Regions from separate parts of the Mus musculus genome. Here region 1 is linked to region 2. Evidence: chromatin loops called from intact Hi-C (ENCODE). Cell type or tissue: heart. All regions are shown on one strand.

Region 1 (8,000 bases), 190 kb before region 2:
ACACACACAGCAAGTGCACACACAAGCACATGCACGCACACACACACACACACACACAGATAAATGCAACAAAAAAATTTTAAAACCTCTGGAAGCCTATAAATTCTGGTCCTTGTAATCTTGACTTAAAGATAAAATAAAATGCCGCCAGGCCTGGTGGCACCCCCTGTAATGCTAACACTCAAAAAGGCAGAGGCAAGAGATAATTGGTAGTTCCTCGGCCAGCTTAGGCTCCATAGCAAATTCAAAGCCACATAGGGTCTACATAGGGAGACTGCTTCCAAAAAAGAGGAGGAGTAGGAGGAAGAGGAAGAACAAGAAAAAAAAAAAGGACTACCTACAAATATGTTTGAGGACCTGGGTTCCACTCCCAGCATTACCCACTGAAGGCTGATATACCTCTGTGTTAGAACACTTACCTAGAATGTTTACAGCCCTGTTCAATCCTGGCACTTGCACCAAAAAAAGTGAGAGAAAAAAGAGGGAGAGGAAACATTTATTCAAACTCCCCCCCTTAAGAAGTTAGCTGTGGGTGCTGGCGAGGTGGCTCAGCGGGTAAGAGTACTGACTGATCTTCCGAAGGTCCTGAGTTCAAATCCCAGCAATCACATGTTGGCTCACAACCACCCATAATGAGATCTGACGCCCTCTTCTGGTGTGTCTGAAGTCAGCTACAGTGTACTTATGTATAATAATAAATAAATTTTTGGGCCGGAGCAAGCGAGGCCGAGTAGGGGCTGACCAGAGCAAGGGGGATTGACAGGAGGAAGTAGAGGTCCTAAAATTCAATTCCCAACAACCACATGAAGACTCACAACCATCTGTACAGCTACAGTGTACTCATATATAAAATAAATAAATAAATCTTTAAAAAAAAAAAAGTCAGCTGTGCCCACTGAGTCCTTCCAAAGATCTCCCTCCCTCATCTCCTATAATGGACTCACTGTGGCTAGCAAGTGGCTCAAGAGACTCAAGCCAATCAGTCGCCTCACCTGTTCTGTCTCTTTCCACAGTTTTTTCTTAGCACTCATGAAAACCAGGAGAAAGTAGGACACAGAACAGCTGGTTTACTTAAGCTCTACATATGTAGCAAATAGGAAGTACAGGTTACAAACGCCACTCATGGCCCCGAAACTAAAGTCAGAGAAACAGGACAACAAAGTTCATCCCAAAGCTTATAAAGGCTTTTTTTTTACTCCCACCCCACTGGTGTTAAAAATCATGGGGGGGGGGGTTAAGGTTATGGAGAAACTTCTCAATATACATTTACAACACAGGCAGAATCCCCACCCCCAAGACCTCGGCCAGGTCTTTGTTATTTAACTTGAAAACTGAAGGCCTAAGGGGAGCAAGTGCTTTAACTAAAGGAAAAGCCTTTTAGCTCCCTTAATTAGTTCCCACCCATTTGCTATTCACCTTTGAAATCTACTTCCAGTCCCTATATTCACTCTTCAAAGATGTTTCTGGTAGAAGACTAAATAAAAATACAAAGTAATTGTTAATGTTCTTCTTAGTGACACATACATCTAAGTGTTTTTACACCTAGCAGGCCTCAGGTTTACTAAGAAAGCAAATGTTCCTGTATCTTTTACTTCTGAAAAATCACAGAGGGGCTGGCGAGATGGCTCACTGAGGGAAGGTGCTTGCAAACAAGTGTGGCGACTGGGGTTTGATCCCCAGGATCCACATAGGGACGTTAAGAACCGACTCCACAATGTCCTCCGACTTCAACACACTGCCTGGTGTCTCATCATACATTTTTGCAATTCTGCAGGCTGTCACCCCTCCACCGACGGACCAGAAAATGATGACCAGCATACTTGCCACAGAAGGGTAGATCTAGGTTCTTTTATATCCACTCAACTCTGAGCTAGAGAAAGAAATGCCTGACGGGAAACAAATTCAACCCATGGGACTCGTGGTTGTTTCCCAGAGCCTGTGTTTCTTGGTACCCCATGCCTCTGAGAATTAAGAGGAAGGTGATAGGGCGGCCTGATGAGGAAGGGGTAAGTATTTCCTGACGCGTTTTTTTCTCAAGACTTCCCCATACTATTCACCCTGACGCTAAAGAATGTAAGAGGGAAAACCCGAGCAAAGGGAACAAAAGAAGAAATGGCTTGGCTTGGCTCCTCCCGGTTCAGAGATCTGAGCACGTGGGTCGCCAGCCTGCAGTGTCCCAGCGCCGGAGATCGGGGAACCTGCGCAGCTCCTACCTTCAGGGCTGGACCATGGCCGCCCTCCGCCGGTCGCACCTTCCGCTGGCTCGCCGCCTCCCGCGGCCTTTCCGCTCGCCCGCGCCGCTGCAAGGCCCCGCCGCCCTCTGTGGCACAAAGCAGAGCGGCAGTGAGCCTTCCTCCGGGCGGGGCTTCCGGGACGCCACGCGCCCTGGGTCACTCTCGCCAGTGGACTCCGACCCTTAAGCAGCCGGGCCAGCAAGACTCCAGGACCCCCAGAACTCAGAAAAGCTCTGCATGGCGGCTAAAAACACCAGCCTCGTAGCCACCTAACATTAACACTGCGTGGTCTGGTTTTTGATCGCTGCGCCGGGTGAATGCAACACCCAGGGCTTCCTGGAATCTGAAACCGCGGGCAAAACGAAGGTCCACAAAGACGCTATCCATCCGCTCTGGATGACATCAGAGGAGGATGGTCCTATTTCACAAAGTAATGAACTCGGAAAAGTCTGGAACTATTGAAAATGTAGCCCACAGCTAAATGAATGAATATGTGTGTGTGTGTGTGTGTGTGTGTGTGTGTGTGTGTGTGTGTAGTGTCAGTATGTCATATATACTGACACCAGCACTTAAAAGCATAGTTATTCAGTACTAGTACCAACAGTGAGATATATTTACAAAGTGCTATAGCATTATATATATATAAACATTTAGTCTTCACAATGTACTTTTAGATGTATTACCAAATTACCATGTCCATTTCATAGGTAAAGGAAACCGAGCTACATATTGTCAACCAACTTGGGCAAGTTCGAGCTGCCGGTCAACATTGGAGGCGAGACTCAATCCAGGCAGGATTGTCTCTGCTCTGTACTAGTCTGCACCGCCTCCTTCAGTTAGGGAAAGGCTGTGCTGTAGTCCCAGCTGCCCTGTTTAACTGCCTGGGTCAAGAAGGGCAAGCCACTAGGAAACATGCGATTGCCAATTCCAAGGAATTTCATGGGGCTTAGGAAGTGGAAACATTTGTAAAGGCATGAAACTCCTTAATGTTATCACGGATTTATATACTTACTCGTCACAGTGTTATATATACCTCAAGATCACTGCTCTACAAAGAATACCCACTTTCTCTGGTTGCCAGGCATCAGCAGACAAGGGCCAGACCCAAGTCCTCATATCCTGAAGCTTGTGACCCGGGCTGTCTTCTGCTTACCCTAGCTTGTTCCCAGCCTGCTCAGTCGCACATTAAACGATCCCCTCCCGGACATTTCCAAAGCACCACCCCGGAGCGATGCTCCCAGGCCCGCCAGCGACCGTCCCGGGCATCCCAGGTCCCCAGCGGTCAGCTCCACGCTGACACAGAGCTTACATGAACAAGGAAGGTGAAACCACCAGCTCTTCTCGCCCCGCGGTGTCGGCGTCCCGCACCTCCCGCGTGGACGCGAGGCCTGACGGAAGCAAACTGAGGATAAAGAGCTGCGGGTTCCTAGTGGCTCCGGGAAGCCACGCCCTGCTCTTAGTAGGCGGGCGAACTGCCCGTGTCAGAATGACAAAGCAAAAATCCAGTCCCCGCGCAGCCCCGGCAACCTGTCCCGGTTGTCCCCGCAAAGTGAGAGCTCCTAATTGGACCGTACAACATCCTCGCTGCTCGGAACCGCCCCCCGACCCAAAGGCCGCGGCTGCTATTCAAAGAATGTTGGGAACCAGAATCGAGTAAGAGTGTGGAGTGAGTAACCCGGGCTCAGCCCTAAGGCGCTGCTATCTACACAAGCTTGCGTTAGTCACATGAGGAATTTTAAAAATATTGACGCCCGGCACCCATACAGACGATCTGATGCCCCTGGCACTGGCTGTGACCCTGCCAAATAGTTGTTTTCTTAAAAAAAAAAAAAAAAAAAATCCAAAAGTTAATCTAATTGACTGCAAAGGCGGCAGTGACCTAAGGTAATGGATTAGTCAAGTCTGGTGATTCTCTTAAGGAAGTTCCCTGGTTTTTTAAAGCTATGCCTACTTCATCCTGAGTTACCCTGAGAAGAAATGACTAGTTCCCCTTACAATACTTCCTCCTCGTCCCAATCGGGCTTGGGGGTTCACCTTAAGGAAAACACTTGGCACACCACCACCAGCATCGACCAAAGAAGGCCTTGTCCTTTCATGCCTCCTGCCTCTAGGCTACTAAGAATGCTTGGTGAATGAATGAATGAATTGTCTGACCCACTATGGAAAAAAAAAAAAAAAAAAAACTAGGTGAGAAGGTTGCCAGCCTGAAGCCACGCCTTCTGAGAACTGGCCTCCCCACTTTCCTTCTAGGCTCTTCCAAGGTGACAGTAAGAAACTTGCATAAACGGACACACAGGCTGCCAGGCTGACCAGATACTTAGCCCACACTGCCCGCTGCTCATTTCTTGTGTGTGTACAAGCAGTGCTTGAACCGGAGCAGCCCCTGATACGCAAGTGTCAGGACTGGCTACAAAGTGTCTAGCTCCAAAGTGTTCAGGGCAAACGTAGTTAAGGACCAAGGGATGGCAAATCTGATTACCCCTGGCTCCCCAGCCAAGCTCTGTTTGCCGTATTTCAGGCACTGCACATTGGGACAGTCTGTAAAGGAAGGTCATGAACACCCCCTTCTTAAAAATACAGACAGTGCAACTTGTTTCAAGAGTACGACAGGGTAGAGAGAGGCTCTTCTATCACTAAGTTACAATAATGTACTAATGCTGTGATTATAGGATTCTAATAGCTTGACCCTGAAAGTGTCTTACATGGACTGGTCAGAGAGGGATCACAGTTGAGATGTTACTTTTTCTTTTTTTAAAGATTTATTTATTTTATGTATTTGAGTACACTGTCACTGTCTTCAGACATTACAGATGGTTGTGAGCCAACATGTGGTTACTGGGAATTGAACTCAGGACCTCTGGGAGAGCAGTCAGTGCTCTTAACCACTGAGCCACCTCTCCAGCCCCAGTTGAGATTTTTTTTTCTAACAGCTTATTAGAAAAGACTACATATGCCACTGCAACTCCCCACTGCTCTTAAGATAAGCAGACTATAGCACAAGTGGCTAAAACAGCTTCCCTGTTGTGAGGAGATGCAGAGAGCTCTACCCTGGTCCAGTTTAAAAGCAGTTCCTCCTTACCTTTCCCCATAGCTCAAGGACTGCTCATTGTCTACTCAAACACCTTAAACGGCTTTGACTGTGCACGTTCTTATCTTTCTTCCTTGAAAACCAATGTCTAGTCTGTCAATATTCATTTGAAAAGTCACCTCCTCTGGGTGGGGTTCCCACGGAGGATTAACTGTCCCTTGCTCTCTGTGGTCCCCAAGTACCTACTAATAAATAACTGCACATCTTCTAAATCTATCCAAACGTTTGTAAAGCAACCCCGTGTTTGATTTCTTGTCTCTCCAGAATGCGGTATCATAGCCCAGAAAACAATGCGAAATCCTTCTGTTTCTGAACTGTCATCTCAGCTGAGATAGATGATCGGGGGCCCTACTGCATCAACAGCAGTATAAAACACCCCACCTAGAGAGAGCGCACTCAGGTACAATAATCACTGCTCACACCTTCATCTCTCTAGGGCCCCTTGAGATCAAGGCTACGTTTCTCAATGGTCCAGACAAGGTAAGACCCACCCTTGTTTGGAGAGGTTTGTTTGTTTTGTTTTGTCAAAACAGGGTTTCTCGGGCTGGTGAGATGGCTCAGTGGGTAAGAGCACCCGACTGCTCTTCCGAAGGTCTGGAGTTCAAATCCCAGCAACCACATGGTGGCTCACAACCATCCGTAACGAGATCTGACGCCCAAATAAATAAATAAATAAATAAATAAATCAAACAAACAAAAAAAAAAAAAAAAAAAAACAGGGTTTCTCTGTGTAGCCCTGGCTGTCCTGGAACTTGCTCTGTAAACCAGGCTAGCCTCAAACTCAGAGATCCCCTTGTCTCTTGCCTCCCAAGTGCTGGGACTAATAAAGATGTGTGCTGCTGCTCCCTGCCCCCACCCCCTGGCTAAAACCCACTATTGTTAGTGCTAGCTGTCCACATAGTCTGCACCCTACTTAGGCAGCAAACCATTGTTGGAGAAACACAATTGCTGGCCCTGCCCAGCAATTCTTTCTTCCTGTCATATTTCCCCAGCTGCCACGATGCCTCTTTTATTTTTTCCTTCTTTTCTCGAATTTCTAACATCACTACCGCATCTTGCCCTCCCTCTGCTCATGACCTAGTTTCTGACTTAAGAAACCAGAATCGGCCAGACGGGACTCCCCAGCATTCAACACCCCCACCCCCACAAACACCCCCACCCCCGTGGTCAGCAAACCACTGAAGTCTTTACTATGGCTCCCAGTAGAAGAAAAGCAAGGTTCTCACAGCTCTTGCTTTCTCCATACAACACCTTCGCCTGCAAAGACAGCCCTTGGTCACCATCCATTTCTTGATCTGTACCTGATCATTATTTCTGTCATGCAGACACATTGTGTGCCTCTCATTTCAGAGGAGCTGTTCACTGCATCCTTTCACAGAGCAATGGCAGTGGGATGGGTGCTGGGAGAGCTCCCTGTACTCAAGAACAAGAAAAGGGAGCAGGGAGGTAGGGACTATCTAAGGATGTACCTGTGGGGGAGGAGGCTAAAGGGAAAAGGCAGCACGAGAGGGCCAGAGGGCACAAGACACAAAGAAGCACCAAGATGTGAGCTTGCTGCACTCACCCAGCCAGGCAGCCAGAGAGTCAGGGAGAAATGGTAGAAAGGACAAAGGACGCAAGGGCCAGGAGGAAGTCTGAAGGCAGAAGCCATAAAGGCTCAGACTAATGAGGCAGCAGCTACAGCTGAGGGTAAGCACAGGATGTCAGACGGTCCGGTCGGAATGAGAGATGCCAGAGGAACATAAGAACCTACCATCCAGATCCAGGCCGTGGCAACTGGGTAAGTCAGTGGTGGCACTCTTTGGAACAGGGACAGTCAGAGAAGGAAACAATCCAGAGTCTAACTTGAGAGCTCTATTTTCAACTTTCTTTCTAAATGGAGATTTTCAATAGGCAACTGGATATATAGATCTGGAGGTCAGAGCTAAAAGTAAAAATCAGAGAGAAATTAGGGGAGTCCAATATAAAGGACAGAGTGTCCATACACTATATGCAACAGCTGGGCGTGGTGGCACAGGCCTTCGGTCCCAGCACTCAGGGGCTGTAAACAGATAGATCTCTATGAGTTTGAGGCTAGACTGGTTCACAAAGTGAGTCTGAAGGCAGCCAAGAGTCTCAAAAATAAACAAACAATAGGATAAAAAAGCAAACCCAGCAGTGGGGTGTGAGTGTAAAGGAGCCATGAGATTAAAAGGGCATCAGTTAACAGTTAGGGCTCTTGCTTGTAGCAATGCTTGAGAAGTGAGGCCAAGATCACGAGTTCAAGGTTATCCTCAGGCTGGGAGTTTGAGGTCAGCCAAGACTACAGGAGACCCTGTCTCGAACTCAAAGAACTGGCTCAGTGGTTCAGAAGGTCCTGTGGGCTGGAGATTCAAGTGGCACTCTGCAGGGGGGTGCTTTCTCTCCAGTGGGCCTCTGGCGCATGCTCGAGTTACTGAGAGGGAATCTTCACTCTGGGTCTACTGATTTCAATGTTAATTACACTTCTAAGATACCTTCCCCAGCAACATCTAGTGTTTAACTAAATGAGTGGGTGACCATAGCTGTGTCAAGTTGACACACAAAGTTAATTCTCACACTCTGGTACCACATGAGGTCACCCAGGGAGTTAGTGTATTTAGGGAGAAGAAGGTGGCCCAGAGACAGCCCTGAACACCAAATTACAGAGAGAAAAAGGA
Region 2 (8,000 bases):
CTTACTGATCCAGTCTATTAGAACAAAAATGGCTCCCAACAGCTCAACATAAAAACTCCTCTTCAGAGGGCTGGGGAAAGGCTCAGTGGTGAAGAGAGTGGTTGCTCTTGCAGAAGACAGACTGGTTCCCAGCACCTAGGGCAAGCTCACAGCAAGCGGCTCACAGCGTTCTCACACTTCCAATAAGCTTACATCAGCAGACCACCTATAGCTCCCTCTGCAAGGGAGCTGATGGCTTCCTGGCATCTCCCGGCACCTGCATCCCTGTGTGCACACACTCACACAGACAGACAGACAGACACACATGTAGACATGCAGACACAGATACACACACAAGCAGACACTCAGGCAGACACACACACACACACACACACACACGACCTTTAGCTGACCCTATGGCCTCATCCTGTGTGAATTCAGTGAGAGAGTACCCTTACTAACCCAATTTACACACGAAAATCAACCCTACAAAAATGAAAAACTGTTAGCATGTTGTTTACCTTTTAAATTAATTTTCATATTAGTCCAAGAGATACCTTCTAATTATGGAAACTATAGAAAAATATTACCTATAGATGTTCTGCCACCAGCAAAGTAGTTAATATTTTAGTGTGTTGGATGTTTTCGTCACAGCTTTTCTTTAACTTTTTAAAACTAATAATAAAATAATTAAAATTAATAATATTTTCCTTAATTTTTAAATTAAATTTAATTTTTTGAAAGAATATTTTACACATTCCAGGCTGGCCTTGGACTTGCTATTTCTCTGATCATGGCCCTGAACTCTTGATCCTTCTGCCTCCATCTCTCAAGCACTAATTAGGCTTATAAGTTTGTGCCACAAAAGTCTGGTTCACATTTCTGTTTTTAAAGCCAAATGCCTGGCTAGAGAGGCGGCTCAGTGGTTAAGAACACTGGCTGCTTTTCCAGAGGACCTCGGCTCAATTCCCAGCAACCAGAAGGCAGCTCACAATTGTCTGTAAATTCAGTTCCAGGGGATCCAACATCCTCACATAGACATACATGTGGGCAAAACACCATTGCACATAAAATAAAAATAAGTAAATCATTAAAGCCAATACCTAGGACCTAGAAACACTAGTGAGTAAAATTGTCTCTGTTCTTACAAAGGCAGTGTTTTATCTGGTTACACATTAAATTATACATACATCATTTAAAATAATTTAAAACATGTGTGTCTGGAGGGAGCTGGAGAGATGGCTCAGTGGTTAAGAGCACTCACTGCTCTTCCAGAGGTCCTGAGTTAAACTCCCAGCAACCACATGGTGGCTCACAACCATCTATAATGGGATCTGATGCCCTCTTCTGGTGTGTCTGAAGAGAGGAACAGTGTGCTCACATACATAAAGTAAATGAATCTTTTTTTTAAAAAAGTGTCTGGGGCTGGAGAGATGGCTCAGTGGTTAAGAGCACTGACTGCTCTTCCAGAAGTCCTGAGTTCAGTTCCCAGCAACCACATGGTGGCTCACAACCATCTGTAAAGTGATATCAGATGCCCTCTTCTGTTATGTCTGAATGCAGCTACAATGTATTTATATACATAAAATAAATAATTCTTTAAAAAAAAATACAGAGTTGACAAGGAGAGATTCCTATATATGCTAAATGGAGAAACAAGTTACTGAAAAGTACGATTGAATTTTGGTTTTAAAATCCTGTATACCTGGGGGCTAGAGAGAAGGCTCAGTGGGTAAGAGTGCTCGCTCCGTGTCTTAGTTACCGTTCTATTGCTGTAAGGAGACATCATAAGCAGAGTACCTTTGGAGAAGAATCATTCAACTGAGGGTTTGTTTACCGTTTCAGAGGCTTAGTTCATGATCATCATGGTGGGCTCACACGGCAGGCAGCTTGGTACTGGAGCTGGAGCCGAGTGCTTACATTTTAGTCTCCTAATGGAGGCAGAGAGAGACTGTGCCTGGTGGAGCTGTGGTGCGCATGGGCGTTCCAATCCTCAAAACCTAGCCCCAGCGACACGCCTCCTCCAGTAAGGCTACACCATCTAATCCTTCCTAAACAGCTTGCCAACTGGAAACCAAACACTCAAATATACAAGCCTATGGGGCCATTCTCGTTCAAGACACCACACTCTGCAAGCACGAGAACCCAAGTTCGCCTCCCCAGCAGCCGTACAAAAAGCCAAATGTGGCTATGGGTACCTGTAACCCAAGTGTTGAAGGGGCAGAGACAGGTGGCGCTCAAGAGCTCTCTGCCCAACAAGTCTCGCCAAAATGGCAAGCCTTCAGTTCAGTGAGAGACCCTGCCCCAAAACAGTAACTTGGAGAGATGTAGAGGAAAACACTGGACACTCCGCTCTGGCCTGTGCATGCATGTAGGAATACATAAACTCTCATGTTCACACACACAAAATAGTTAAGCAAAAATAGTTAAGCTTTCCTAGATCCTTTTCTGTTTTGGCTGGAAGTTTCCCACAAAAATCTTTATTTGTTTTTATTATTTAAATATCATTCATTTAGCCAGACATAGAGGTGCGAACTTTTAATCCTAGCACTCAGGAGTCAGAGACTGACAGATTTCTGTTCCAAGCTTTACCCATGCCTTTCCACTCTCTTATCTCCCTGTCTCTACAAACATCCAGGAGGGCTCTGGACTCTAGGGCCACTCCATGCCGCAGCTCAGCTCTTCACAGGAGATTTTCACCACGTACTTCCAGGGAGCCAGGCTCAGCGGAGTGACTCAACAAGCTCACAGTCTGATGGAAAACCAGGCACAAAAATAGGCTCTGCAGTTGCAGAAACAGGGATAACTGACGAAGGCATCTATTCTGGTGCCAGTCCTTAGGACAGAAGCAGTGGATAGAGACAAGTACTCTGCCGCCTTTGCCCTCGTGGTGCTCCCCAATAGGAATGGACAAATGAACAGTGTAGCTAACGAACCCAGCCACAGCAGGCACCCAGAACCCTGTACGTGTTGGGAAGTTGTCGCAAACTTCCTGCGCGGTGGATGTCAGTACGCAGCTGGGATGGATGGATACGTGAGAGTTAACCACGAAGAGCAGAGAGTGATTCCAGACAGCAGGAGCAGCATGTGTAAAGGCAGATAAGAGAGCGTGCGCCACCTGGTGTTGAGGAAATCACGAGGAGTTTGGTATTGCTGAATACCACCACTCACTGTGGGTGATCCGCACAGCCAAGCCTGTATGTCAGTTAGATCAACTCACGTGGCCGCATGGTGACAGCTTGCCTCTAGAGGAACAATCCGTAAACAAGTTGGGTTTTGTTTTGCTTTTTAAAAGGGCGTGCAGTGAACTCACAACTTGAAAAGTGGGAGCAAGACGATCAGAAACTCAAGGCTGGCCTGGGCTGCATGAGATGCTGTGCCCAAAACACTATTTTCTTTATAAAAAAATAATTCGTGGTCACTTAGTGAATTTGAAAAAAAAAAAAAGAAACGCAAACAAAATTAAAATCACTTATACTTTCCTTCCTTCCTTTCTTTCTTTCTTTTTTTCTTTCTTCTTCTTTTTTAAAGGTTTATTTATATGAGTACACTGTCTCTGTCTTCGGACATACCAGAAGAGGGCATCAGACTCCATTACAGATGGTAGTGAGCCACCATGTGGTTGCTGGGAACTGAACTCAGAACCTCTGGGAGAGCAGTCAGTGTTCCTAACCGCTGAGCCATCTCTCTAGCCTTTATATTTTCACAAATAGACACAGATAAACTTGTGGCTATGTATGTGTCATATTGGACTCAAATACCAGAAAGCATGTATGTATGTTTGTATGTATGTATGTATGTATGTATTCTGCAGGGCCTCACTATGCAGCCCTGGCTGGCCTGGAACTCATTTATTCAGCCCAAGCTGGCCTCAAACTCCAGAGGTCTACTTACTTCTGCCTCCACATGTACCCAGCACACCCAGCTAAGAATTTTATATTATTCCCCTTCAAAGTATATTATGAGATTCTCTCAAGTAAGGAACTAGATCATGAAAAACAATTTCTAGTAGGAGAAACAGAAGTAGATAGAAAAAAAAACCCAAAAAGAAATAGAGAGGCCATTTACAAAATATACCTAGTAATGTGTTTCAGTAAGTGTTTATTGAACATAAACATATCAGCTATAGCTACCTTGGACTTAAGTGAGAGAAGTATTATAAAACTGTCTGCAAAAAGAGGTCAAACATAATAAAAATCAGGTATCCATAGCCTGGTTACTATTCTTCACAATGTAGGTTGCATTCTGGTGCTGAAATATCACTTGGTAGTGACAGTGGTTTTGTCTGTTCTGATGCTAAAGGATGGTCAGTTATTTGATGTAAGCACTGGTCACGCCCTTTCGTTAGTTCCTTCTCTTGCTGTTAACATTTGGGCAACTTGACTAAGGAATGGAGAGCAACAGAAAAACCATAGCAGTACAGCAGACAAGTTCTGACTTGGGGAGTTAAGAGCTGCTGGGCCTGTGAGGCTCTGCCCTTTCTTGTGTGTTTGCCCTGTATGTGTGTGATGCTGTGGACTGGCTTCTGAACAAGAGTCCTGAAATAATAGGGACGCAGACGTTCACCCTGTCTTCCCATAAGAACCTGATCCGAGGATCCCACAGCCCTTCAGATCAATATCACGCGCACACTACGGTTCTGATGTTCTTGGTATCATCACTCTAAGAAGGCTCTCTGCCTCTTAGTATCTCGTCAGCATTCCAGCGGAAGGAGGCAGGCATTTAGCATTAGTCTGACCTGCAGATTCTGTAGGTGCACGAATAACTTAGAAGAACATCCCATTTGTCCAACTTGATCACATTTTGCAGCAAGGGAATCTTGGGGAAAGAAGTTTTAGTGGTTGGCATAAGGAAGGAGGAGAGACTGCATGTGAGGGCAACAGTCTTCCCCTGCACTGTGGACTAGGAGTTAGAAACTGCTCTCCCGGGAAGTTCCTTGTGCTCTGAGTCATCGATTTCAATCATTCCAGACGTTGATTCCGAGTCCCCCGAGGACATGGAAGAAGAGATTCCAGTGGTGATCTGTGCAGCAGCAGGGAGAATGGGTGCAGCCATGGCAGCCATCAACAGCATTTACAGCAACACCGATGCTAACCTTGTGTTCTACGTAGTGGGGCTACGGAGCACTCTGCCTCGAATACGGTAGTTTCTATAATATGTTTTTTGAAGGTTCTATTTTCTTCTAATCTTTTTTTCTTTAGATAGCCATCCCTCTTCCTCTTCCTCCTCTTCCTTTTCTCTTCTTCCTTCCTCCTCTTCTTTTTGTTCTTGTTCCTCCTCCTCCTCTTCTTCCTCTATTTTCTTTCTTTTAAAAATTATTTTATGAATACACTGTAGCTGCTTTCTAACACACCAGATGAGAGAGCATTAGATCCTATTATAGATTGATATGAACCACTATGTGTTTGCTGGGAATTGAACTCAGAACCCCTGGAAGAGCAGTCAGTGCTCTTAACCACTGAGCCATCTTTCTAGCACCCCCTCTATTTTCTTAATGGATTGTTATTATTTCTTAAGCATCCTCACTAACTGTATTTTGGGGAGAGGTGCTAGAGACTTAATCCACGCTTCCACAGAGATTAAGCACATGCTCTCCCATTGAACCAAGCGTGACCTGTGATATTTGAACTACAAACTTACAGTAATTAAAATCTGTAGATCATATTATAATTTGGAGCTGGTTTTTTCTATAACATGTCATACTAAAAAATGAATAGGAGTTAGAGTAAAAGGAAAACAACTGAAAAATCAAAATTTAAATGTGTTTTAGAAATACAGGATAGCTGTGTGATCTTGGTCTGGACAGTACCTCCCTGAGCCCAGGAATTAGGAGGGGAAAAAAAAAGCTGATGGACTTGCCAGTGTAACACAAGAACTTCTGGATAATGAAGAACAGCGAATGGAATTAGCTCTAAAATAGATTAGTAAGAAGAATGGCTTATAATGAAGAACTGTTGCAAACATTTTAAAAAAACGTAAGCCTCGTAGGAAAATGAATATAAAATATGAATGGACACTAAGGCCCAGGATTCCATCCACAGCTCTGTAAAAATAGCACCACCAAGAGCCAGCACCTGTACTCCTGAACAAGCTGGGGAAGAAAGGTTGCAAATTAGAGAGCAGACTAGGCTTCGTGGTGAGACCTTATCCCAAATAAACAAACTAGTCAAATAACCAACCAACTAACTGGCCAACTAACTAACCAGCCAACTAACTAACCAGCTGTCATGGTTTGTATATTCTTGGACCAGGGAGTGGCCTCATTTGTAGGTGTGGCCTTGTTGGAATAGGTGTGACCTGGTTGGAGTACGTGTGTTACTGTGGGTGTGGGCATAAGATCCTCACCCTAGTTGCCTGGAAGTCAGTCTTCCACTAGCAGCCTTTGGGTGGAGATGTAGAACTCTCAGCTCTGCCTGTGCCATGCCTGCCTGGATGCTGCCATGCACCTTGATGATAATGGACTGAACCTCTGAACCTGTAAGCCAGCCCCAGTTAAATGTTTTTTATAAGACTTGCCTTGGTCATGGTGTCTGTTCACAACAGTAAAACCCTAACTAAGACACCAGCCAAGTAATCAACCAGCCAACTAATCAATCGACCCAGTCAAAAGAGAATAGATCACACAATTCATAGCAATACAGTCAACAAAGTGGGTGTCTTTAGTTCTAGCTGGTTTCTCCTCCCCCAGTGTTTAAATATTTTGAAACCTGTTCTCATTGAGCCAAAATATAAAAGCAGAAGGTATGAACCCACAGTCCATCTCTGTAGATAGCCACAAGCAAACATACTTCTGTGGCAACTACCACATTCCCCCAAGCAATAGTAAGAGCTCTGCCACCAAGCTACCTACCCCTAGCCCTTTCCTGCCAATTTGCAATCAGCTGCAAATGTTGCCATCTGTGGCTTGAGTGGCCCGCCAACTTTGGAGACGATTTCTACCAGGAATGTCATAATGAATCAGATGAAAGATAGACACCCTGTGAGACTGAGTGCTGAAGGGGAGAGGGTGGTGGAGGAAGAAAGACAGGCTGAAGGGGGGAGGAGGAGGGGTGAGAGACAGAGGGGGAGGGAACGGAAGACTGTCAGAGGCTGGGCACACAAACACACACACACACACCCGCCACAGTGTCTCAGCAGTAGCATGTGGCAGTTGGTCTGGTGAGTGCAGCTGCTACTTGCCGAGAAAGGACCCCATCTTGTTGTTCTAGTTTCCTGTGGATTTTTGGATGTAGGACTCAACTCAGTTATTACTACCTTGTTCATTTCCTTTGCAGAATGAGTTATGAGATTGAGGGTGGGGAGGAGGAGATATTGGAAGTGAGGCCAGATGGCGAAGCAATCAGAAGGCTTTATAACGTGGAAACGATGCCTACATATACTTAACTGTAACTTTCCCGGAGCAGACGAGCCCCGGGAAGGATATGCAGATTAAATTCAGGAAAGATTCGAAACGTGTACCTGAAGTTTTCTGTTATCTCTTTAGAAAATGGATCGAACATTCTAAACTGAGAGAAATAAACTTCAAAATTGTGGAGTTCAATCCTACAGTCCTCAAGGGGAAGATTAGACCAGACTCATCGAGGCCTGAGCTGCTCCAGCCCGTGAGTATACAAGTCATGCACACAGTGGGGACAGTAGGGACAGTCCTGCATCCACATTCCCTGTAGAGCTCTAGCCATCTGATGTGCACATAGGATATTTCAGTCCCAAGTGTGCTAGATCTCCATGAAGCTCTGCTTATTTTTAACTCAGCAGCCACCTGCTCCAGGAAAGCTAGGGTTTATATAAGCATAATGAAGCTACTGAAAAGAATCGAGGCATAAAAATGGAGACTACGTATGTGTGCGTGAAGGAGGGCTACAGTTGGGAGCTGGAGGTAGGCGGAGTCGTGAGGTCAGCAAAATCATCCAAAACACCTCTGCTCTTGTAACTTCTTTGCTTAATCGTTGGTTAGCTCTGATTCTTCCGGAAGCCAAGGAAAGCCAGCAGCACGACAGCTATGTGCCTTGGTGTTGGCCACA

Evidence for each region. Peaks named below come from ENCODE experiments on the same cell type or tissue, not always from the same donor. Only the 100,000 strongest peaks of a DNase experiment are listed, where the experiment ranks them.
Region 1: a loop joins it to region 2, with 15 times the contacts of the local background. A loop is called at or near these places in 2 of 42 quality-filtered maps.

The regions. Positions count from the first base shown.
Region 1 is chr10:82,854,844-82,862,843 of GRCm38, reverse strand. Txnrd1 (thioredoxin reductase 1) reads right to left here and starts at 3,638. Exons shown (of 15, transcript NM_001042513.1): 1 at 3,544-3,638; 2 at 2,214-2,320. It overlaps Gm38560 (predicted gene, 38560), which reads left to right and starts at 3,836. Exons shown (of 4, transcript NR_156010.1): 1 at 3,836-3,887; 2 at 5,587-5,722. In heart, CTCF peaks have their summits at 2,315 and 3,074; DNase peaks (open chromatin) are centred at 2,313, 3,103 and 3,733; H3K4me3 peaks cover 3,540 bases; H3K27ac peaks cover 3,768 bases.
Region 2 is chr10:82,661,746-82,669,745 of GRCm38, reverse strand. Glt8d2 (glycosyltransferase 8 domain containing 2) reads left to right here. Exons shown (of 10, transcript NM_029102.3): 4 at 4,950-5,121; 5 at 7,463-7,580. Among named protein-coding and RNA genes, the nearest start is that of Glt8d2, 25 kb to the left of the region's middle. In heart, a CTCF peak has its summit at 3,102 (motif pointing left); a DNase peak (open chromatin) is centred at 3,105; H3K4me3 peaks cover 698 bases; H3K27ac peaks cover 515 bases.